Linked DNA regions of Homo sapiens: all the other regions are linked to region 6. The links are chromatin loops, found by intact Hi-C in ENCODE. Cell type or tissue: GM12878. All regions are shown on one strand. Region 1 overlaps NEK6 (NIMA related kinase 6). Region 2 has its middle 55 kb from the start of NEK6. Region 3 has its middle 39 kb from the start of NEK6. Region 4 has its middle 61 kb from the start of NEK6. Region 5 overlaps NEK6 (NIMA related kinase 6). Region 6 has its middle 120 kb from the start of NEK6.

The links. A loop is a pair of places that touch in the nucleus more often than their neighbours do. Peaks named below come from ENCODE experiments on the same cell type or tissue, not always from the same donor. Only the 100,000 strongest peaks of a DNase experiment are listed, where the experiment ranks them.
Region 1: a loop joins it to region 6, with 5 times the contacts of the local background. A loop is called at or near these places in 21 of 110 quality-filtered maps.
Region 2: a loop joins it to region 6, with 5 times the contacts of the local background. A loop is called at or near these places in 12 of 110 quality-filtered maps.
Region 3: it touches region 6 in a loop (5-fold over the local background); 10 of 110 quality-filtered maps call a loop at or near these places.
Region 4: a loop joins it to region 6, with 5 times the contacts of the local background. A loop is called at or near these places in 9 of 110 quality-filtered maps.
Region 5: it touches region 6 in a loop (4-fold over the local background); 18 of 110 quality-filtered maps call a loop at or near these places.

The regions. Positions count from the first base shown.
Region 1 is chr9:124,290,262-124,294,261 of GRCh38, forward strand. The region is part of intron 1 of NEK6 (NIMA related kinase 6); the gene reads left to right. Among named protein-coding and RNA genes, the nearest start is that of NEK6, 34 kb to the left of the region's middle. RefSeq lists enhancers at 1,522-1,721, 1,742-1,851, 1,862-1,921, 2,160-3,144. In GM12878, CTCF peaks have their summits at 2,003 (motif pointing left) and 3,678; a DNase peak (open chromatin) is centred at 1,790; H3K4me3 peaks cover 4,000 bases; H3K27ac peaks cover 4,000 bases.
Region 2 is chr9:124,200,860-124,204,859 of GRCh38, forward strand. No RefSeq gene overlaps it. Among named protein-coding and RNA genes, the nearest start is that of NEK6, 55 kb to the right of the region's middle. RefSeq lists a silencer at 1,282-1,482, enhancers at 1,382-1,441, 1,492-1,831, 1,791-1,935, 1,882-1,931 and a cis regulatory region at 1,858-1,868. In GM12878, no CTCF peak of the experiment used is centred here; a DNase peak (open chromatin) is centred at 1,722; H3K4me3 peaks cover 1,851 bases; H3K27ac peaks cover 3,350 bases.
Region 3 is chr9:124,216,505-124,220,504 of GRCh38, forward strand. No RefSeq gene overlaps it. Among named protein-coding and RNA genes, the nearest start is that of NEK6, 39 kb to the right of the region's middle. RefSeq lists enhancers at 527-606, 1,516-1,675, 2,246-2,605. In GM12878, no CTCF peak of the experiment used is centred here; DNase peaks (open chromatin) are centred at 407, 967, 1,539 and 2,387; H3K4me3 peaks cover 1,269 bases; H3K27ac peaks cover 3,107 bases.
Region 4 is chr9:124,195,384-124,199,383 of GRCh38, forward strand. No RefSeq gene overlaps it. Among named protein-coding and RNA genes, the nearest start is that of NEK6, 61 kb to the right of the region's middle. In GM12878, a CTCF peak has its summit at 2,235; DNase peaks (open chromatin) are centred at 2,188 and 2,308; H3K4me3 peaks cover 1,231 bases; H3K27ac peaks cover 2,767 bases.
Region 5 is chr9:124,284,768-124,288,767 of GRCh38, forward strand. The region is part of intron 1 of NEK6 (NIMA related kinase 6); the gene reads left to right. Among named protein-coding and RNA genes, the nearest start is that of NEK6, 29 kb to the left of the region's middle. RefSeq lists a silencer at 740-914 and enhancers at 1,003-2,202, 1,171-1,240, 1,741-2,120. In GM12878, no CTCF peak of the experiment used is centred here; DNase peaks (open chromatin) are centred at 1,574 and 1,754; H3K4me3 peaks cover 2,124 bases; H3K27ac peaks cover 3,850 bases.
Region 6 is chr9:124,135,508-124,139,507 of GRCh38, forward strand. No RefSeq gene overlaps it. Among named protein-coding and RNA genes, the nearest start is that of NEK6, 120 kb to the right of the region's middle. RefSeq lists enhancers at 2,105-2,334, 2,425-2,474. In GM12878, no CTCF peak of the experiment used is centred here; DNase peaks (open chromatin) are centred at 1,684 and 2,114; H3K4me3 peaks cover 1,653 bases; H3K27ac peaks cover 3,057 bases.

The sequences.
Region 1 (4,000 bases), 150 kb after region 6:
AGCAGGGTTGTAGGGGACATGGATCTGTGGCCACCTCCTCAAGGGGTGCCACACGCACCAGGTCCTGACTGGGAGTCCGGCCCCCAGGGCCTGTGGATGGCTGGCCTGGGCCCAGCCTCCGCCCCCAAGGGTGCTGGCACCTGGCATGTGCCCGACAGTTGGGGCCGGCTGGTGGGAAGGTGTGTGTCAGGTGGCGGAGCCTCGGTGCCAGGATCTCACTCACGCGTCCTCCAGGGCCTCAGCTGCTGTATGCCTGTGTCAGTCCCAGTGGCGATGAGCTGCAGATGGGGCACAGGGGTGGTTTGCCCAGGGCAGAAGTGGCTCGTTCTGAAAAAGGAAGCAGGTGCTGGCCACGGAGAGCCCCTCTTGGGGACCAGGGGCTGGGGCTGGCCTGCAGAGCCCAGATTCCTCTCACAGACTGGGTGGCGGGGGGTCTGTCTGGCCTCTGTGCCCTTGATCCCACGGTGTCCTCTACTGGGAATCCCCCTCCCCTTTAGTCCAAACCCTGCTGGTCCTTCTGGGCCACCTCAGGTTTTCTACCTGTTGTCCAAAGCTCCCCGTGACCTGGCCCCGCCAGAAGCAGCAGCCATGGGTCCTTTTCCTGAGCAGCTTCGTGCTCTTTTTAGCTTGTGGGTAGCAGTTCCAGGGCCTGCTCCTGGGGACCTGTAAGAACAGGAACTGTGTCTGAGTCATTGCAGGGTCCCGAAGGGAAGACGAACACTCCTCATCCTCTGATCCTGGATCCGCACCCTCGTTTTGGAGAATGCAGGGCCCGAATAAAGATGCAATAACAATCAAATAACAACCCCACTGATGGGGTATCTGCCTTGTGCCCCGCCTGGCCCTAAGCTCTTTCAACTCGTGCAATGTCATGTAACCCACCAGCACCCCGGGCAGTAGATACTACCCTTGTCCCTGTTTTACCCGTGAGAATGCAGGTGCACACAACTGGGACGTGGCTAAGCCAGAACTTGAACCAGGACTGCCGCCTGCCAGGGCTCTCATCTCATGGGCAACCAAGGATTTGGGCCCAGTTTACAAAGGAGAGAATAGAAAGGGTTAAGCTTTTAAAGGAACAGCAAGGGCCGGTCACGGTGGCTCACGCCTGTAATCTTACCACTTTGGGAGGCCGAGGTCAGCAGATCACCTGAGGTTAGGAGTTCGAGACCAGCCTGACCAACATGGAGAAACCCCATCTCTACTAAAAATACAAAATTAGCCGGGCATGGTGGTGGGTGTCTGTAATCCCAACTGCTTGGGAGCCTGAGGCAGGAGAATCGCTTGAACCTCGGAGGCGGAGGTTGCGGTGAGCCAAGATCATGCTGCTGTACTCCAGCCTGGGCAACAAGAGCGAAACTCCATCTCAAATAAATAAATAAATAAACAAACAGCAAGAACAGTTATGCTTTTCAGCATTTTGCTGGGCCCCAGTGTGGATAGGTGGGGAGCGAGCACAAGGACCAAAGGAAAGGACCCTTGTCCCTCCCTGAGCCTACACTGGTCTAATCGGGTGGTGCTGCCATCAGATTCCAGTCCCTGGTAAGCAGGGGGCTCCGTGGCGGCTGTGACAAGTTCCATTCACTTTGGAGGTGGCAGCCGGAGCTATTTTTAGAGCAGCGCATGGTGGGGGAGTTTCCTTTTGGCGGTGTCTGGGGACCGGAGTCTTGGGAAGGGGAAGTCCCATGCGGAGACAGAGGCCCTTCTTCCTGCACCCACCCCAGCCCAGAGAGGCGACCCAGCTCCCTGGAGGCCCAGGCACCTCATGTCTGCCCTCAACCCAGAGTGGAGCAGACCTTCCCTGGAGCTTCTCAGGAGCCACTTCAAAAGGTACCCTGACTTTCTCTGCCTCCTGCTGTGGGAACCGCTTGCTCTTAGGGGTGTGTCCAGCGAGGGATGGGGAACCAGGCCCCAGGGACCTCCAGGGCTGGAGCTCCAGGGACCTTGACCTGGCTGCACCTCTGCCACCCACCGCTGGCTCAGCCACCTGCTGGTGGGGCTGCCCATTCAGCCAGTCCCACCAACCTGACAGGACCTTTGCCACTAGCCTGGGACAGGGGTGGCTGCTGATGGCTGCTTTCACATTGAGTAATCCCTGGGCTTGGCCAGAACTTCTGAGTTTCCAGGGAAGCAGAAAAAGCAATTCTTTCTCTAGGGTGGGTTTTGTCTGCCCCTTCCTGCCTGTGGGAAGGAGAGAAAATTAGGGGAGGCCACGGGCTTGAAAGCTTTCCCTGCATGGAGGCCACTGGATGGGATTCTAGATGCTCGCCTGGGACCCAGGGTGAGTTTTTTACAAACACCGAAGCCCTCCAGCCCCCGGGGCTGTTCCACTTGGTCCTTCTTCCACTGTCAGTCAGCAGGGTAGTAGCTGCGGTTCTGCTCTGAAATCCATCCCTTCCCTTAAGCCCCAGCCTCTCCCCAGTGGTCCCCCTGGCATGAGTTGGTCTCGGGGGGCCAGGCTTCTCCCTCCTGGCCTCAGGTGTTTCTGTACTGAGTCAGCAACCAGTTACCCAGCCTCTCCTCTGCCAACTGCTGGGGCCATGGAGAGAGTGGTTTAGTCTCTACCCTCAAGGACATTTCCATGTTCAAGGAGAAGAAGACACATGAATTAGAGACAGCACGGGGGAGCAGGCTGTGGAGCTGGGAGTGACGGGGTGAGTCCAGGAAGGCTGCCTGGAGGAGATGCCCAGGAGAGAAGTTTGCTGGGAGGCAGCTCATTTCCGGCAGGAGGAGCAGAGCCTGCCAAGGCCTCGAGGTGAGAGCAAGATCATTTCCCAGGCAGGCAGGGGTCTCTGGGATGGTGGGCCTGCTAGCGGGCCTGGGACTCCTAGAGTGAGACCGCAGCTCTCCCCAGCTGCATTGTGGTCACCAAGGATCACCTCAGGCAAATGATTAAAATGCAGACTTTGGAGAGGGTTGGATCTGAGTTCAAAAACAGGCCATGCTGCTTATCAGCTGCATGAGCTCGACAAGTCATTTAACTTCTCTGCACCTCAGTTTCTTCATCTGTAAAAGTGAAGGGCTTGCAGACCTCACAGCAGGGATGTGCTGAGCTGCTGCCTGCAGTGCCCGACACAGAGGAAGCACTCAGCAGATCTCAGCTTCATCTTCAGGGAGGCTGGGAGCGGACCCAGCCTTGACCAGGTCCCAGAGTCAAGAATCTTCTGGGCAGAAGCCAAATGCTTTGTTGCTCCTTTAACTGAGAGACAAGATGTTTACAGCTTCTGCATTTTTTTTCTTCCAGAATTGGGTTTTATTACCTGAGGAGGAAGTGAAAGGTGATTGGGATGCTCCTCGATTTTCAAAAAGGCCCTGGGAACCCTGCAGTGTGCGGCCCAGTTGGTTTTGAATCTCCAGTGACTTTTGTCTGATCTGTGACCACAGGGATGCTGAGCCCTCAGCAGAGGTTTCTTGGGGTTGCAGGAGGGTGGGAAGAGCCCCCTCCACCTACTAGTCAGAGATTCATTCTGCCAACGCCCCCTGGGTGGCCCTCTTTTCACCGGGCCTGGGTGAGGCACTGGAGGTTTACAGATGACCGCGAAGGTCAGTCCCTGCCCTTAAAGGCTGGCAGAGGAGGCAGACATGCTGACAAAGGAAGCAGTTTGTGTCCTCAACAGCCCACCTTCAGGGAGAAACCTGTGTAGATGCCACCAGATGGGAAAGGGAAGAAGGGGCCTTGGTGCCCCCTGGCTGCCCACTGTGTGCTCACAGAGTCCTCGCAGCCTCCCTGCAAGCTTGGGCTGTTCCTTTTTGTGGATGGGGACGTTTAAGGCTCAGGGAGGGGACGGGACTTCCCCAAGGTCCCACAAGAAGTGCCAAGACTATGGCTGGGCATGGTGGCTCACACCTGTAATCCCAGCACCTTGAGAGGCCAGGGTGGGAGGATCACCTGAGGTCAGTAGTTCGAGACCAGCCTGACCAACATGGCGAAACCCCGTCTCTACTAAAACTACAAAAATTAGCTGGGCGTGATGGTGTGTGCTTATAATCTCAGCTACTCGGG
Region 2 (4,000 bases), 65 kb after region 6:
GAGCACAGTCCTGTCACCCAGGCCCTGATCGATCACTCGCAAGAGGGATGAAATCATCCCAATAGGTTCACCTTGGTGCCCATTTCCTCCCTCCTTGTGGCCAGAAAGGGAGCCCGTGAATCACAGGGGCACCCAGTGGTCAACCCAAATCAGATTTCCGTCAGTTAGGACAGAAGTGGAGCAGGGCAATTGAGTGGGAACCCACAGGGCTGGCCACTGACTCCTGCTGCCCCAGGAAACCAGTGATCAAATGTTAGATGTGTGAAGCATATGTCAAATGCATCAGTGAAAAAACAGCACTGCGGGTCTTGTTTCCTGCAATTCCAGTAGGTCCTCCCTGCATTTACGTCTCTAAGGCAGTGGGGGACTGCCAGGTTGTCATTCACAGGCCCCTCCCCCTTTTTTTTTTTTGAGATGGAGTCTCTCTCTGTCACCCAGGCTGGAGTGCAGTAGTGTGATCTCAGCTCACTGCAACCTCCAGCTCCCAGGTTCAAGCCTCCTGCCTCAGTCTCCCGAGTAGCTGGGATTACAGGCGCACACCACCATGCCTGGGTAATTTTTGTATTATTAGTAGAGATGGGGTTTCAACATGTTGGCCATGTTGGTCTTGAACTCCTGACCTCAGGTGATCCACCTGCTTCAGCCTCCCAAAGTACTGGGATTACAGGCATGAGCCACTGTGCCCGGCCTTATGGGACCATTTTGAAAAACAACATATAAAATGGATAAAGTCAGAGATACTCTGGTTCCTAGGGGATATTGGTGGAGAGGGGAGTGGGGGAGTAGAAGCCCGATTTTCTCTGCCTTCCTCTTCACTCCCTCCTACTGAGGACCCCAAGAGACATTGTCAAAAAAACCAGGATTCTGTCAAAGTCAGTTAGGAAATTATTGGAAAACAGAAACAGAGCTCACATTTACTGAGTATCTACTACATTCTAGGCAATTGGGCATAGATTTGCTTGGAAAATATCCTTTATGCTCATTTAAGAAGAAATGAATCATTGTCTGAGGCCCTACCATAGCAGTAGAGCCAGGATTAAAAACCAGATGACTGGGTCGGGCGTGGTGGCTCACACCTGTAATCCCAGCACTTTGGGAGGCCGAGACAGGCAAATCACGAGGTCGGGAGATTGAGACCATCCTGGCTAACACGGTGAAACCCCATCTCTACTAAAAATACAAAAAGTTAGCCAGGCGAGGTGGTGAGCGCCTGTAGTCCCAGCTACTTGGGAGGCTGAGGCGTGAACCCGGGAGGTGGAGCTTGCAGTGAGCCGAGATGGTGCCACTACACTCCAGCCTGGGCGACAGAGAGAGACTCCATCTCAAAAAAAAAAAAAAAAGAAAGAAAGAAAAAGAGAAAAAGAAACCAGATGCCTGCCTCCAAAACCCATTTTTGGTCTCAGTCACAGAGCAGTGACCCTCAACCCAGCTAAGGGCTGGCCTTGGGACGGTCCCCAGGCTGGGCGTTTTGGAAACAGCGTCCATTCTGGAGCCTTGTGGTGGGTGATTTTGGAGAGGCCCGGGTTTGAGCTCCAGCAGTGAATATAAATTGCTATGCGGCCTTGGGCGAGTCTCTTCACCTCTTTCAATCTCGGTTTCCTTATCTGCAAAATGAGATGTTGGGTCCTTACATCTGTGACATCTTAGGACCTAAATTTAGCCCACTCCAGTTGGCCTGGATTGATAGCTGCTGGGTGAGCCCTCCCACAGCGAGGAGGCAGGAACAGCATTGAAGGGCCTGGGCCTCCCAGAGAGGAAGTGAAACTGGAGGCCTCTGCCTTCTTCCACCCCCTCTCCACCCTCACACACTGCCACCTTCTGAACTAATTGAAACCCAGCCAGAGTGGGCCCCCGCCAGTGACTCAGCCCCTGGCCCTATCTGATTGTCAAAGTCAATTCCTAGAAGTTGAAGAGAAGTCACTTCTCTTCTGCTGCCATTGCTACCACCTCCCACTGCAAGATGAGTTCTAATTCTGTCCTTCAACCACAGTCAGGAGGAAGGCAGTGAAGACACAAGAGGCTTTCAGGGGAAAGTCTGGGTTTGATGTGCGGAGGCTGGGCAGTGCTGGAAGGGGTGAGGGAGGAAGGGGACCGTCCTTGTCATGGTTGGAAACATGATGTGCAAAGGTGGGGAGGGGGGTGGGGGCGGGCAAGATCTCAGCTTGCCACTTATCAGCTGTGTGACCTTGGACACATTCCGTCATCTCTCTTTGCCTCAGTTGTACATCAAATAAACAGGAAAGCCCTCCTTCCCAATTTCACTTCTCAGAAGTAACTGCCGCTAGTGGTTCAGGGTTGCAGATACCAATCCAGAAGAGACAGAGAAGAAGATGGGAATTGAGATGGAAAGTAGGTACATGGGCACAGAGCGGCTGACTCTACACACAGTGGTGGGCTCATGCTGCGCTGGATGGTGGGGACAAGGGGAAGAGTGCGGGCTCTGCTCTGAAGAACTTGGCTTTGAAGAATTTTCTATCTCCTTCACTGATCTCCAAGAGAACATAAACCCAACAAGGCAGGAATTCTGCCTGTCTTCCCCAGCACGATACCCCCAGCACCTGGGCTTGTGCCTGGCACACAGGCACCTGAACAGAGGAACGTCAGGAGGCAGAGAAGCTAGAGACCTGGCTGCTGCCCCTTGACTGCAAGGTAAGCTGGCAGGTACTGGACAATAGCACCTGGTACCCAGTTTCCAAGCGCAAAATGCACATGTCTGCTGCTTCACTTCTGTCTTCCAAATCTCACTCAAAACGTCTTTTTTTTTTTTTTGAAACAGAGTCTTGCTCTGTCACCCAGGCTGGAGTGCAGTGGCACAATCTCAGCTTACAGCAACCTCTGCCTCCTGGGTTCAAAGGATTCTCCTGCCTTAGCCTCATGAGTAGCTAGGATTACAGGTGCCCGCCACCATGCCTGGCTAATTTTTGTATTTTTAGTAGAGATGGGGTTTTGCCATGTTGGCCAGGCTGGTCTCGAACACCTGACTTCAGATGATCCGCCCACCTTGGCCTCCCAAAGTGCCGGGATTACAGGCGTGAGCCACCGTGCCTGGCCTCAAAATGTCTTATGACCGACGCTACCCCAGAGCTATGCAGGGAAGGGAATCTGGGAAACATAGTTTCAGTTCAGTCAAGTTGTCACAATACAAAGCCACCTCAGTTCAGATCATCAAGACGCCTTCAGATTGTACCGTGACAGAGAGCAGGAACGTTAGTTAACATAATCTGGGGTTTAGACAGTGACTGTGGACTGATGTCTGCCCGATGTGAATACGCACTGCTTTCATCCACCTTTCCGATGTGGATAGAAAAGAATACACTCTCCAGATCAATAGCCACATACTAAGAGCCAGAGGTGATGACAATCTGTTCAATTAAGATGCCACATCTGGCACAGCAGCTGTGATTGGTCCTACCACTTAGTTATATTTGCAGTGATTTACCATCTTCTGCCATGATCCACCAGGTTTTTTGTTGTTGTTTTTTTTTTGTTTTGTTTTTGGGGTAGAGTTTTGCTCTGGTTGCCCAGGCTGGAGGGCAGTGGCGTGATCTTGGCTCACTGCAACCCCCGCCTCCTGGGTTCAAGTGATTTTCCTGCCTCAGCCTCCCGAGTAGCTGGGATTACAGCCATGCGCCACCACACCCAGCTAATTTTGTATTTTTAGTAGAAATAGGGTTTCTCCGTGTTGGTCAGGCTGGTCTTGAACTCCTGACCTCAGGTGATCCACCCGCCTCAGCCTCCCAAAGTGCTGAGATTACAGGTGTGAGCCACCATGCCCAGCTACCACCAGGTTTTTACAAAGGCCCTCTTGGTGACCTAAATGGGGGTATGATAGGAACCACCACTCCTGCATCCTTTAAGTCTTTCAGGGTGGCTCTCATCTCTGCAATTGCTTCTAATATGCGGTATCACTTCTGATTTACTATCTTAGCCAGGCTGGGGCAGTCCATTCTGACATATCCACCTCTATGAGCCCTTTTTTTTTTTTTTTTTTTACAGAGTC
Region 3 (4,000 bases), 81 kb after region 6:
AGAGCACCCATGTTTACCCCACTCCCATACTCTGCCCAGAGGTCGGGGCCTGTCCACCGTTGGGCCTCATGTCACAGATGGGGACATGGCCTGGCAGGGCGAAGGGACTTCAGGAGATCATACAGTAAGTTAGTGTCACAGCCGGACTTGGAGCCACATCTCCCAGCTTCAAGGCTCCCTGTTGTGCTGTGGGGAAGGGGTGCACAGGGCTGGCCCGGGGACAGGGCCTGTTCCTCACTTATGAGTGCCGTGGGCTGGGGCTCAGAGGGTGACTTGGTGCCTTGTAAGGGGGCCAGGGGCAGCTGTGGGTGGGGGTGTCCGGGGATTACTGCTAAAATAAGTAGCAGCTTCCTCTGAAACGCCTCTGTGGTCTGTGGAGGGGAAGGAAGTGGAGGACCGGAAACAGGGGAGGCAGAGAGGTGAGAGGCTGAAACTTCTGCCAGCATAGCAGAGACCAAGCTGGGCACCCCCCACCCACCCAGACACAACAGTTGGCCTCTGCCAGGCTGCAGCCTTGGGGCTGCAACCAGGAGGGCCTGGGAAGCTCAGGCCCAGCCCTAATATGGCCACCCAGAGGCTAGAGAATCCCTCTAGGTTGCTCCTGGCTGGCTGGGCTTCTTCCCTTCCTCAAGACACCAGTCACTTCATGCACCATTCTCTTTGCCTGGAATGCCCTTCTCTACATTTTCCTTTAGGGCCCAACACCAATGTCACCTCTTCTGGGAAGCCTTCCCTGACCACCCACCACACACACACACACACACACACACACACACACACACACACACAGAGAGAGAGAGAGAGAGAGAGAGAGGCAGGACAAGACAGCCACAGACCTTCATCATGAATAGTGGCATTCACTGTGACAGTGGCGTTCATCCAGTGCTTCATGTTTATGAACTGCTCTGCATGGATGATCTCATTGAATGTTTACAAAAACACAATGTGTGGTTCTATCAATAGCTTCATGTTACAGACGAGTGAACCAAGGCTCAGAGATGAGCAACTTCCCCAAGGTGGCATAGTCAGAAAATGGCTGAGTGGGGAGTGTGACCCAGGTCTGACTCCACAGCTAGGTCATTGAACCATGCACTATCCTCTGAGACTGGGATGGGATCAGTGTTGTGCAACTTGCCTGCTCCAAGGAGGCTGCATTGTGACCCTAGCAAAGCTTCATTTTCAGCCTTGCCCTTCCCAGCACCCCTGGAGTAGCTGGGAGCTATAGAGTACTCTAGGGAGAGAGGGAAACCAGCTTGTAATGAGGAAGCATTTCCATGTAAACATTTCTGGTAAACTGTGTGAAGGGATCTCAGAAGTATCTCCAAGCCCTTGATACTGTCTTGGGTTTTGTTTTCTCCTTCTAAATAAATGCTTTTGAATCTAATTTTGTATTCTGTTTCTACAGATGGGGCTTCCAAAATTGAAAAGCTTCAGACTTCACAAATCCTAGGTCCACCCTGCGGTGCCCTGTGACTTAACCACAACCACTGCACTGCCTGGGCTTCCCCAGCCCTCTCCAAGGCCCGCTTTCACTGTACCGGGGTTTTCTATTTATGGATCCGCCCTGCTACCCGCCACTCCCACAACCCCCACCCATAGATGGGCCATGAGCTCCTCATGGGCAGAGGGCGAGCCCTGGTTTCTTGGTACCCTAGGGACTGCTTGGTATATAGAAGCCCAGGACAGATTTGTTACATGAGGGAATAAAGGAGTAAATGAATGAGTGAATGAATGAATATGGGTCCCTTCAATGCCATCAGGAAGTATGAGAGATACAACTCCAGCTTTAAAACTCCAGGTCAGCTGGGTATGGTGGCTCACCCTTGTAATCCCAATACTTTTGGAGGCTGAGGTGGGCGGATCGCTTGGGCCCAGGAGTTCAAGACCAGCCTGGGCAACATGGTAAAACCCCATCTCTACAAAAATTAACTGGGCGTTGTGGCATGCACCTGTCATCCCAGCTACTCGAGAGGCTGAGGTGGGAGAATTGCTTGAGCCCCGTTAGTGGAGACTGCAGTGAACTGTGATCGCACCACTGCACTGCACTGCAGCCTAGGCGACAGAGTGAGACTCTGTCTCAAAAAAAAACTCAAGGTCCATCTCCCTGTGTGCCAACCCTGCATGGGTGTTGAGGGTGACTGACAATTTGGACAGGGTTCAGCTGAAGCCAGTCTCTAGCAAGGAGGCCCAAAGCCCCTCCGGTCACTCTGCTCCCTACAGAGGCAGCACTCTAGGCCCCAGGCCTGGACCTCAAGGCTGCAGCAGGGCCCCTGGCCGCCCCCTATAGCCTTGGAAGCCCCTGAGAAGAGGCCCTTCAGTGCAGCTGCAGCAGGTCAGACGCCTCCTCTGGAGAAGAAGGAAGTGAAAGTGCTGTGGTGGGTGAGTCATCGGAGTGTCCCTCTGGACGGATTGATGCCATGAGTGGCATAAGAGGGACAGGCTGGGAGGGAAGAGACACCAGGGTTAGGAGCCCTTTTAGTATCCTCCAGGAAGGCCCCACCTCACCTCCCAGCCCCTCCCAGACACAGGGGTCTTCAGCTTGGAGAAGAGAATGCCTTGGAGATGCCATCTTTGTCCTAGTCTCTGAAGTGGGTAGAAATTAGACAAGGTCCACAGCAGAGGGGGAAGATGGAGTCAGATGGGGAGGTCACAGAGGCTAACTGGTTGCCACCAGGGCCAGGCTCTGGTGGGCTGGCTGCTGCCTGGCAGTAGTGATGGCCAACAGCAAGTAGGGTGGTCTCCTGCCATGGGTCAGGATGTGGATTCTGGATTTGAACCTCATGTCCTCAAACCCCAGCTCTGCCCCTCATGAGCTGCAGGATCCCAGGCAAGTGGCTTCCCCTCTCCTTCCTCTGCTGTCGAGTGAGATCATAGCACTTAATGCATAGGATGAGCAGGGCATGATTAGATACATTACTGTATGTAAAGTGCATAGAAGAGTGCCCGTTCCCAGGAAACCCACAATAAACAGTAACTACTGTATCAGGCAGCATCTCATCAGGAAGCCTGAAATGCCCTAGGTTTTGAACAGAAGGGATTTAATACAGGGGCTTGTCTTCCAATGGAAGGACTGAGAAACAAAACAGGGAATGGTGCAGCCGCCCAGGGATAGGACTTTGCAGTCATATTCTACTTCCTACTGATGCTCGTCCTCAACCTAGTTGCTTTATGTCTCAGAGCTTCAGTATTTTCACATGTAAAAATGGGAATAAAAAGGACCTTTTTTAATTTATTTTTTTATTTTTTAGATGGAATCTCCCTCTGTCGCCCAGGCTGGAGTGCAGTGGCGTGATCTCGATTTGCTGCAACCTCCGCCCCCTGGGTTCAAACAATTCTCCTGCCTCAGCCTCCCTAGTAGCTGGGATTACAGGCATGTGCTACCACACCCGGCTAATTTTTGTATTTTTAGTAGAGACGAGGTTTTGCCATGTTGGCCAGGCTGGTCTCCAACTTCTGACCTCAGGTGATCCGCCCACTTTGGCCTCCCAAAGTGCTGAGATTACAGGTGTGAGCCACCGCGCCTGGCCGATATTTTTTTTTGAGACAGAATCTCACTCTGTCTTCCAGGCTGGAGTGCAGTGGCGCGATCTCGGCTCACTGCAAGCTCCGCTTCCCGGGTTCAGGCCATTTTCCTGCCTCAGCCTCCCAAGTAACTGGGACTACAGGCGCCTGCAAGCACGCCCAGCTAATTTTTTGTATTTTTAGTAGAGACGGGGTTTCACTGTGTTAGCCAGGACGGTCTCCATCTCCTGACCTCGTTATCCACCTGCCTCAGCCTCCCAAAGTGCTGGGATTACAGGCGTGAGCCACAGTGCCCGGCCGATATTTTGTTTTTAAGAATGAAATAGGATAATGTAGGTAGAGTGTTTGGTAGAGTACTGGCTCAGCGTAAGGACTCAACAATGATCCTAGCAATCGCTTATGCAACACGCTAGTTCTCATGACAGTTCTATGAAGCAAGTACTGTGATCACTATGACTCCTATTTAACAGAAGAGAAA
Region 4 (4,000 bases), 60 kb after region 6:
CACATGGTGGGAGCGGGAGCAAGAGAGAGAGGGGGAGGTGCCACAGAGTTTAAAATGATAAGATCTCAGGAGAGCTCACTCACTATGGTGAGGGCAGCACCAAGGGGATGGTACTAAGCCATTCATGAGAAATCCGCCCTCATGATCCCATCACCTCCCACCGGGCCACACCTCCAACACTGGGGATTACATTTCAATATGAGATTTGGGTGGGGACAACATCCAAACTGTATCAAAAAAGTAATTTAAAATCTTCCAACCAAGAAAAGCCTAGGACCAGATGGCTTCATAGCTGAATTCGGCCAGCCATTCGAAGAATTATTATCAGTTCTTCTTAAACTCTACCAAAAAAATAGAGCTAGAGGAAATATTTCCAAACACTTGTTATGAGGCCAGAATCACCTTAATACCTAAGCCAGACAAAGATACCACACAAAAAAATGAAGCTACAGGCCAATCTCTATAATGAACATCGATGTAAAAATCCTAATAAAATATAAGCAAGCCAAAATCAAGAACACACAAAAAAGACTACATGTCATAACCAAGTAGGGTCTATTTCTGACAGGCAAGACTGGTTTAATGTGCACAAATCAATCAATGTGGTACGTTACATTAACAGAATGAAAGATAAAAACCACACAATCATCTCAGTTGAAACAGAAAAAGCACTTGACCAAGTTCAGCATCCTTTCTGGATAAAAACTCTTAACAGTTTTGGCATAGAAAGAAAGTTTCTTGACATAATAGAGGCCATTTATGAAAAAACCACAGCTAACACCATAATTAATGGGGAACAATCAAAAACTTTCCTACTGAAATCTAGAACAAGGCAAGGATGCCCACTCTCTCCACTTCTATTCAACATGGTACTGGAAGTATGAGCAAGAGCAATCAGACAAGAAAAAGAAATAAAAGTCATCTAAATCAGAAAGGAAGAAGTAAAATGATCTCTATTTGCAGATGACATGATTCTATATACAGAAAATCCCAAAGATTCCACACAAAAAAACCCTGTTATATCTAATAAATAAATTCAGCGAAGTCATAGGATGCAAAATCAACACACAAAAGTCAATAGCAGATCTACACAAAAACAACAGCCTAGGTGAAAAACAAATCAAGAAAGCAATCTTATCTACAAAGGCATTAAAAAAATACTGAGGAATAAATTTAACCAAGGAGGTGTAATATTTGTATACTGAAAACTAGAAAACATTGATAAAGAAATTGAAGATCTAAATTAGTGGAAAGCTATTTCATGCTCATGGATGAGAAGAATTAATATTATTAATATCTGTACTCCCAAAACAATGTACAGATTGAATGCAATGAGGTCAGGGGGTTTAATTGCAAGTAAAAAAAATAAAAGAAAGAAAGCTTCTTCAAAACAGCCCAAGAAGAGAAGGGAATTTATTAAAACAGGAGGGTCCCAGAGATCCAAGGCTGGACATGGAGCAGCTTCAGGAAGGCAGGAGTAGGGACCCAGAAAGTTGTCAGGAGATCTGGAGGTAGTGTCTTAGGCTCCTTGTGACTATCTCTCTCTTTATCTCAGTCTTCCTTCTTATTTTCCTTCCTTTCTCTCTCCCTCTCCCGCTCCCCGCCTTGTCTCAGTATCTCTCCTGCATGACTGCCTCTTTCTATCTTGTCTCTGCCTGTCTCTGTCTCTCCCTCCCATAACTGCATTTCAACCTTTCCATGATTGAGTCTTCTCTCTGCCATTCTATGAGCAAGTGGCCAAACACAGCCAGTCCAGCCCAGCTTTATGCCTCCTTTCAAATAACCAGCCAGGAAGGCAACCCAGTATCCCTGATTCTCAAAGCCAAAGTCACAGGAGAAAGAAGCTGATTGGCTCAGCTCAAATCAGCCTGCACCTCTGGTCTAATCAGCTGTCGCTAGGGGAGCAGAGAGGTACAAATATGGCCCCTGAGGTTCCACCTAGGGGAGAGGAGGATACAAGAGAAGGGAGCTGGAGGGCTGGCCAGGAGCACAGATGCCCACCACACCTGCCTGCCCAGTTGGACCCTCTCAGAGACGGGTTTTGACCTGAATTGAGCTTTGGTCCTCTTGGCCCCTTGGCCACGGTCACGTAGACTGCTAGCTGAGCTCCATTCCCTTCATATCTGCACATGGTACTTCCCGTCTCTGAGTCTCTGCTTCCTCATTTGTGAAATGATAGTAACAGCCCCTCCCAGTGGGGTGGTTGCAAGACGACATGAAGTTGTGTGGGCAGAGGACCCAAGGCCTTGCTGGCCACAGTGACTATGACACATCTGAATTCCCTAAAGTCCTACAGTTCCCGTGGTCCTCGCCTACCTGCCCCACTCCTCCCTTCTTCCCCTACCTCCACCATCTTCCCCCACTGCCAGTACGGCCCCAGGATGCTTGTGGTTACAACCAGTGAGATCTACTGCCCTCTACCACCACCCACATATCGCTAATTTGAGAAACGCACACCAGGGTGTCTGGGTTTAGCTGTTGAAACCACACATTCTGACCATCTTCTCAGTCCACTGAGCCTCCGTGGTCAGCCTGGCTGAGCTCTTTGTGGACCAGACATTGTTCTGCGGTCCCCACTCTAAAATCAGGTGGGGGCAGCATTAAGGAAGCCTTGGTGCCTATAGGATATCAGACACCCCAGATGCCTCAGGGATCTCCTTGAATGCTGCGCTACACACTATGGACAGATGCAACTGTTGATGTCATTTCTTTTTTTTTTTTTTTTTTAATTTGAGACGGTGTCTCGCTGTGTCGCCCAGGCTGGAGTGCAGTGGCGTGATCTCGGCTCACTACAACCTCCACCTCCCAGGTTCAAGTGATTCTCCTGCCTCAGTCTCTCAAGTAGCTGGGACTACAGGCATGCACCACCACACCTGGCTAATTTTTGTGTTTTTGGTAGACGGGGTTTCACCATGTTGGCAAGGCTGGTCTCAAACTCCCGACCTCAAGTCACCTGCCCACCTCAGCCTCCCAAATTGCTGGGATTACAGGAATGAGACACCACACCTGGCCCGTTTCTTCTTATTTTTGTTATTTTCTTATTTATTAAGCCAGCGTTCCCCGCTGCCTACTCTCTTCTTACTGGAGGCTGACCACTGGGGACTTCTGTATCTATGGAAGATGTGGGTGTTGAACTTGGGAACCTCAGGCCATGACATAAGGCTGAACAGGCCTCACCATGTCCTTTGGGTGCAAGAAGATCACGTGGAGAGGCACATCCAGCACCCAGCCCCAAGGCCCACCTCCTTGTCCCAGAACCCTAGTCTACCACAAATCTCCCACCTTCTGCCCCAACAAGAGAGTTCGGGTTGTTCCCAAATGGAGTCTTCCATGGACCTATGAATCTGACCAGGGCACCTCAGCTGGGCTGGCCTCTGAGCATGTTTTTTGCTTTTTGTTTTCTTTTTGAGACAGAGTCTTGCTCTGTTGCCCAGGCTGGAGTGCAGTGGCATGATCTCGGCTCACTGCAACCACTGCCTCCCAGGTTCAAGCGTTTCTCCCAGGTCAGCCTCCAAGTAACTGGGATTACACTTGCCCACCACCACACCCAGCTAATTTTTGTATTTTTAGTAGAGCTGGGGTTTCACCACGTTGGCCAGGCTGGTCTTGAACTCCTGGTGACCCACCTGCCTTGGCCTCCCAAAGTACTGGGATTACAGGCATGAGCCACCGCACCCAGGCCCTGGCCCCTGAGCCTTTGCTGCACCAGCCTCTGTTCCACACAGACCTTTCCTGTGCCTTGACCCAGCGCCAGACCCTTCCTGACAGCTCCAGCCCCTAAGACCTGGGCAGCTCCTGGGTCTGTGATGGAAAGCTTTATGCTCACTCAGGAGGTCTCTACCTGGAGGTGCTTAAGCCCCAATGCAGAAGTTGATGAAGCTGCTTTCTAAGTTCAAAAACCTAGAGCTAGCTTTTCCCTTGGGTGCAGCACACACCTCGGCAGGAGGATGGGGTTGGGGGTTCAAGTCCCAGCCACCACCTCAAGTCTGGAACTCTCCTT
Region 5 (4,000 bases), 150 kb after region 6:
GTCTGGTGGGAGCTTCCCTTAATGACACAGGATCTGCCGAGATTCATCCCCAACTCCAGGCTGGCACCAGTGTTCAAGCCCCTGCCTCTGCTGTCTCCCAGGTCTTCAAATTTACACCACTCTGACTCTCAGTTTCCCTATCTGCAAAATGAAGGCAGGAATGCCCACCTCATGGGGTGAGCCAGTGGACCCAAATACGTGGTGCAGTAGGTGCCACGGAGTAGTGGCACGTGATTTTGTGGCTGTTAGTGTGAGTATTCCTTACTTTAGAGAGCAGAGGAAAACACATCAGCAGATTGTTTAAGCCAAAAAATGTCTGTTGTTTGAAGAATTTCGTTTTGGAAGGCAAGCCCAGGTTTTGGGTCAGAACCGTATTCCCTCAGGCACGGCACGGTTGAACGTCGAGGCATATTTTACAGGCTTGGTGACCGCTCAAGCCTTTGAGCCCTCCATGCGGGTGCTCTGAGGTCAGACTTTTCGGGAAGCCCTCACACAGCTGGTCTGCTTGTCGCGTTGGTAGCACCGTTTCCACAGAGCAGGCTCTGTTTGGCTATGAATAGATGTTTTTCTCACTCTTTTCTTGGATGCCTGAATGGCAGGCTCCCCTCCTGCAGTCTCAGAGGCCGACCTGCATGTAAAACTCCAAGCGGACATCAGAGTGGGTTCGTCTGTTCCTGCTTGGACTTGAGGCTCTCAGCAAGGCTCAAAGAGCTGGGTCGATGGCCACCATGACCCAGGGAGCCTCCCGAGAGTCTCCCAGGCTATAGTTTCTGAAGGCTACTGAGTGAACTGAAGAAATCAGAGTTCATGGAAGAGGCAGCAGATCCGAGCAACAGCCGAGATTGAGGAGGATGGTTCAGGATCTCCAAACACAGGCCCGCTGGCTCCACTGTGTCCAAGCCGCAGATGCAAAGCCTGTTAGGACAGAAAGGACACGAGATAGCAGCCAGGGCCGGCCGCAGGCAGGAGGGCCGGGCCACCAGCAGTTAGGAGTGTGGGTTCTGGAGCCACACAACCGGGGTTCAGATCCCAGTTTTCCCACCTCTATTGGGCAGCATACTGTAAGCCTCAGTTTTCCCCTTCTGTAAAACGGAGATAATAATTTACCTGTCTCACAAGGCTGTTATGAGGATTAAAGTAAGTTAACATCACTCAAGTGCATAGAACGATGCTGGGTACATACTAAATAAATACAGATAAACTGAGGCCCAGAGAGGGCAAGGGACTTCGCTGTGGTCACTCAGCAAGTCATTGGGGCAGCCAAGGCTGAAACTCATGACTCCTAGTCTCGTGAACGGTTCCCCCCTCCCTGCCCTCCCCCGCAGTCAGACTTTTTAAACACTGCCTTTTGCAGAGGAAATCGCGTGACCCTTCAGCCCACAAGAATTCCGACTGCACAGAATGTCTGAAACCTCTTCGGGCTGGCTGGGGGCCTTGTTGCAATTCTATTCAGCTGTTAGTTCTTTTTTTCCCCTCTCTTTCTTTTAAAGCTCTATAGGATCCTCCTTTCCCTTCTCCACAAATAGAAAAATTAACCTCTTGACAAAGGAGTTGGAAGACTTGAGTCCCTGCTGTGTGTCCCGGAACCAATCCCCCAGCCTCAGGTTCCCCGGCTGTGAAATGAGAAGGTGTCCTCTGTTGACAGGGAGGTGGCCCCACCTGCCAGTCTGTGATTGCCACAGAGACAAGCCAGCCAAGAAGTGCCACCCTGGACGAAGGTCGGGTGAGTGCTGATTAAACAAAATCTGGTGACGCATCCTTCTAAGAAGCGAGGCGAAACCCACCAGAGATGCTGCGTGCTTCTGCCCACCTCCTCGTGTCAAAGGTGATTTGAGTCATCAGCCTGGCCTGCACTTTTCTCGCTCTCCTGTTTCCTTGCAGTGCTCCTGGGCTCCTGAGCCACTCGGGGCTGAGGCCCGGGGGCCAGTTGTGTCCCATCTGCAGGCCCCAGGGCATTAGACCTGAGGGGCCTGGTCACCTTCTGATTTCTGCTGGGCGCCCCAGCCATGAGCTCCAGAGGCTGCCAGCCTAGGGTGTGAGTCTGTCTCCGAAGCTGCTGACATGAGTAGGGACTTCCCCTCTCTGAGCTTTAGTTCCTTATCTGTGAAATGGGTGCATGAGCCCTGCCTGGCAGGGTGAGATGAGGTACACAAGCCCTATCCTACTTCACTCCCCTCTTCCTTCCTGCCCGAAAGGCCCTGGCTCACCTGGGATCCAGCTGGGGCACAGCAGGTGTTGATATGTCCACCTGCTGCCCCCCGGCTGTGATATGCCCCCCTGGCTGCGGGGGACAGAGGGACAGCTGGCCACACCGGGAAGCCTGGGGACAGACCCTGGGACATCAGGGTCAGGAGCGTACAGGGTGCAGCCCTCTTGGCCTAGTGATGGGGATCCCTAGGGGAAAGACCTAGGGGCCAGGAGGTCATGGAGACAAGACTCGAACCCAGGATTGGGGCCCCCAGGTCCTCCTGTCCTTTGTGTAGGCTCACTTTCAGGTTACCCTGGCACCAGCAGGGGCCAGCCTGGTTGGGCCTGGGAATTCAGAGATGGGTGCCAAGGTGGGCCTGGAGCACGACGTAGGCAGACACGGGGCCGAGCCCCACCTTGCTACCCGCTGGTAAGGGGCCTTGGGCAAGTCGTGGCCACTCCTGAGCCCCCATCTCCTCATCTCAAAAATGAACATCATTCCCACTCTTCCCACCTTTCAAGGTTGTCATGCGGCTCCCTATGATAGTGTGGACAAAAGTCACTCTGTAGACCATCAAGAACTGACCAGGCCAGATGCGGTGGCTCATGCCTGTAATCCCAACACTTTGGGAGGCTGAGGTGGGTGGATCACCTGAGGTCAGGAGTTTGAAACTAGCCTGGCCAACATGGTGAAACCCCATCTTTACTAAAAATAGAAAGATTTGCTGGGTGTAGTGGCATGCAGGTATAACCCTGGATACTTGGGAGGGTGAGGCAGGAGAATCTCTTGAACCTGGGAGGTGGAGGTTACAGTGAGCCAAGATTGCACCATTGCACTCCAGCCTAGGTGACAGAGTGACACTGTCTCAAAAAAGAAAAAAAAACCGCCCAGAAGAAATGTGTCATTTCACCCTCTGGAACCATGAGCCCTGTGATCATGAGGCACAATCGTCATGTAAATATATAGGGTCTCTCACCAGCCACGGGCCAAGATTTATTTTATGGAGACAGTGGGGGAGGGGGCCAGCTCAGTTTCATTGTCCTGGTAACTTTGTAAAATGCTTTGCCATCACTTCCCAGCTCCTGGGAGGATGCAGCAGGAGCTGTGCAGCCTCTCTCGCCCTCCCAAAAGGCGGATCCCCAGAGGCCCTGGACACCTCCTTCCAGGTCCACAGGCCCAAAGGCCTGGTGTCCATAAGGCTGGGGTTCCCTGGAAAGTGGGTTTCTGGAAATACTTGTTGCAGGGATATCGCTGTTGCGTGAGGGCTGGTTGTTTATGATAACAGGAATCATAACAGTGGCAGTACCCACATTGATTGATTGATTGATTGAGACAGAGTCTCACTCCATCACCCAGGCTGGAGTGCAGTGGCGCGACCTCAATTCACTGCAACCTCTGCCTCCTGGGTTCAAGTGATTCTCCTGAATCAAGTGATTCAGTGCTCAGCCTCCTGAGCAGCTGGGATTACAGGTACCCGCCCCCACACCCAGCTAATTTTTTGTATTTTTAGTAAAAATGGGGTTTTGCCATGTTGGCCAGGCTGGTCTCGAACTCTTGACCTCAAGTGATCCACTCACCTCGGCCTCCCAAAGTTCTGGGATTACAGGCGTGAGCCACCCTGCTCGGCCCAGTACCCACATTTATTAAGCTCTTCTGCATACCCGGGCCCTGATAATCCTGGGCTGGTATTTTACCTGCATGTAAAGTACCTCACTTGGTCCTCACGGCAGCCCTACAAGATGGGTCCTACTGTGGCTACTAGTTTATAAAAGAGGGAACTGCAAAGGGATGACCCTGGGACTGGCCCAGGCT
Region 6 (4,000 bases):
AATCCTCCTGCCTCAGCCTCCAGGACAGATGGACAGATAGAGTAGCTCGGATTGCAGGCATGTGCCACAATGCCTGGCTAATTTTGTATTTTTCGTAGAGATGGGTTTCACCATGTTGGCCAGGCTGGTCTCAAATTCCTAGCCTCAGGTGATCCACCCCCTTGGCCTCCCAAAGTGCTGGGATTACAGGTGTGAGCTGCCGTGCCCAGCCCCAAATGCCATTTTTTAAAGATTAAAATAAATAAAAGTAACATTTATTTAAGTGATTCATGAGAAACAAAAATATTCACTGTGCAAGATTCACATGGCACAGAATGGTAAAAGAAAACAAAAGTCAGAAAAAGCCTACTTCCAAACATTACTAGTAACACCTTGGTGTATTTTCCTCCATAATTATTTTTTACATCTATCTATCTATCTATCTATCTATCTATCTATCTATCTATCTATCTATCTATCATCTTTCTCTATTTCTATCTGTCTGTCTGTATCTATCTATCTATCTCTATATCTATTTATCATCTATCCATCCATCCTTTTGATCATCCATTCATCCATCCATCTACCTACCTACCTACCTGGCTATCTGTCCATCCATCTACCCATCCATCCATCTATCCGTCCATTCATCCATTCATCCATTCATCTATCCATTTATCTACCTACCTTCCTGACTATCCATCCATCCATCCATCCATCCATCCATCTACCTACCTACCTGTCTGTCTGTTCATCCATCCATCCATCCATCCATCCATCCATCCACCCACAAAGTGGCATCATAGTATACTTAATGATTTTCAATCTGCCTTTTCCCATAATGACATGGGCAAGCATTTTTCATGTTATTTAACATGCTTCTATAACATCTTTCCCTATTTTTATTTCATCTCCTAAAATAAATGTATAGCTTTATGAACTGTAATAAACAAACACCCTTGTAACCACTACCTGGTTCAAGATTGAGAACTTCCACAGCCTCCTGAAGACTTCCCTGTTTCCTGCCTAGTCACCAAGGCTCCCCACTCACTCCGCAAAAAATAACCCACTATCCTGACATCTGTGGCAATTGCTTCCTGGCATTTCTTTGTAGCTTTATCAATCAAGTGGACATACTTAGACACTATAGTTTAGTTCTGGCCATTTTTAAAAATTGGGGTGTCTTTTATATTGTTTTAGTCTACAGTTTCTCCCTCCATCTTGTTCTTTTCCTTAAAAGCAGCCTGTAGCCAGGCATGGTGGCTCACTCCTGTAATCCCAACACTTTGGGAGGCCGAGGCGGGTGGATCACCTGAGGTCAGGAGTTCAAGACCAGCCTGGTCAAAATGGTAAAACCCCATCTCTACTAAAAATACAAAAATTAGCCAGGCGTGATGGCGGGAGCCTGTAATTCCAGCTACTCAAGAGACTGAGGCAGGAGAATTGCTTGAACCCGGGAGGCAGAAGTTGCAGTGAGCTGAGATCACGCCATTGCACTCCAACCTGGGCAACAGAGTGAGAAACAGTCTCAAAAAAAAAAAAAAGGCAGCCTGTAGGGGATCACTGGTCAATGCCACTTGACGGTAGAATTTCCCACAGCCTGGATTTCACCCAGTGCAGTTCCATATGCCCTCTGTAATTCCTGCAAATGACTCTTTTTAATGGTCACACCGTGATTTGTAACCAGTGCCTTACAATTGCCCAGCTTACAGTTCTGAATCGCTAGAATAGTTACCACTAAGATGAACATCCTTGTGTATATTTTTTGTATGTTTGTGGACGCCTTGTTCTCATGGGGCCCATCGCCCTCCCCTTCCCTGATCCCCCTGGGTTGGGAACACCGCTGTCTCCCCTTCAGGTCAGCCTGCCCAGCACTTTAAAGCTAGGTCAGCATCCTCAGCTGCCTCGCAGCCAGGGCCGCTGCCTGCCAAGTCACTCCATTTCCTCACACTCTGTGTCCCACCCCCATCTGAGTCTGACACACTCTTGCCCCCTGGAGACTTCTTCCCGTGTGGGCCAGCTTCTAGTCCTTCCTTCCCCACACACCGTATTTCTGAGGTCCCAGACTGCTTTGGGCATGAATCTACCCAAAATACAACATGTATGTTTTTGTTAGTATGTGGTTGAGGTATTTACATATTTAAAAAAACACAATGCAACCAATGCTATTTCTGGCACACACCAGATCTGCTTAACCCACCTCTAATTTCGACTGCAGCTGGGGCGGACATTTAGGGTTTTTCCAAGGCAGCTGGAAAGTCCGGAGAGTTGACTGTCTTGGGGTCAACTTTCAGCCAACAAAGGTGTTGGGAGGTTGTTGGGGAACCAGTGGACAAATGTCTCTCTCTGTCAGCCGTCCTTTAGAGACCGTGGAGACCAAGGGAAGATTTCCCCTTCCCGCCTTGAAGGTTCACTGAAAAATCAATTCAGAAAGTCAGATTAATTGGAGAAAAGGCACACAAATATTATTCACAGGTACATGGAGGCTTCAGAATGAAGACCCAAGTCTACAGGGGAAATTGTCCATTTTTAAGTTTAAATTCAACCAAGTATGGACAGTCATGTGGAAATACGAGTGGACAAAAAGGGAATGATCTAATGCTAACAGATGGAGTGGGGAAAGCCAGCAGGGCCTGTCTGTCTAGATTCTTCTTGCCCTTTCTGAACAGCGCTCCTTCCTTCTGAGTATGGGACAGGACCTCCTCTGGAATGGGGATCTTATGACCTACAAGCCAAACAAAGTAAGTCAGATAATTTCTTTATGGCCAGTTTTTACATAGAAAGCAGAGGGAAAGTTGGAGTAATATTTTTAAGGTTTTATGGTTGGCTTCGGGGAAAAGGGGTTCTGGTTTCTAGGAACCACCTTAGGGAAGAAGGATTCTAGTTTCTATGGCTAGCCTTGGGGGACAATGGGACTTAGAGACAGAAGGGCAGGAGAAAGCCAGCGAAAAAAATTTTGCCTCGGTGGCTTAGGCCTGTAATCCCAGCACTTTGGGAGGCCAAGGCAGGCGGATCACCTCAGGTCAGGAGCTCAAGACCAGCCTGGCCAACATGGTGAAACCCCGTCTCTACTAAAAATACAAAAAATAACCAGGCGTAGTGGTGACATCTGTAATCCCAGCAACTCAGGAGGCTGAGGCACGAGAATTGCTTGAACCCAGGAGGTGGAGGTTGTAGTGAGTCGCCAAGATGGCGCCACTGCACACCAGCCTGGGAGATAAAGTAAGACTCTGTCTCAAAAAAAAAAAAAAAGAGAAAAAGAAAAAGAAAAAAAGAAAAACTTTTGCTTCTGAGGCCTTCATTTTGGGCTCTTGTTTTCTGATCCTAGCAAGACACAGTTCTCAGTGCATTCTATAAAGTTCCTTGGGCTGGGTGCGGTGGCCCATGCCTGTAATCCCAGCTCGTAGGGAGGCAGAAGTAGGAGGATGGCTTGAGCCCAGGAGTTCGAGACCTGCCTGGGCAATATAGTGAGACCCCATTCTCCACAAAAAGGAAAAAAAAAAAAGACAAAAAAATGAAATAAAGTTCCTTGGGGAGTCCCCAGCTAAGGTCAACCCTCATTTGCCCAGTCCAATAACACACCCTTTCCTGGCACTGCTCCTCCCCTGGCTCATTCCTCCTTCTCCCTTGCTCCAGTTTCCTGGTGTTACTAAACTCCCAGTCCCCAAGTCCTTGTCTCAGGCTCTGTTTTGGAGAAAGCTCAAACTAAGACATGAAGGGTGGTATCTAGTGAAGTCACAGCCTACTGACTAAGCTAACCAGAATCCTCCAGAAGTGGGCAGCTGACAAATTGCAACAGAAAGGGCCGAAACTCACCAGACATCTAGGGTCAGGAGAATCTGTTCTTGGAAAATAGGCTGCCAGTGAGGTGCCCATCTCCTGCCCCCTGAACACAGGATTTGAACCTGAGAAAGGGGACTTGTCATTTGTCAGGGACCATAGAAGTATACTTACTTTAACTGCTCCCAGATGATGGCACATAAAGTTGCCTGGGGGAGACCTAGAACTAGAGGAAAGAGAC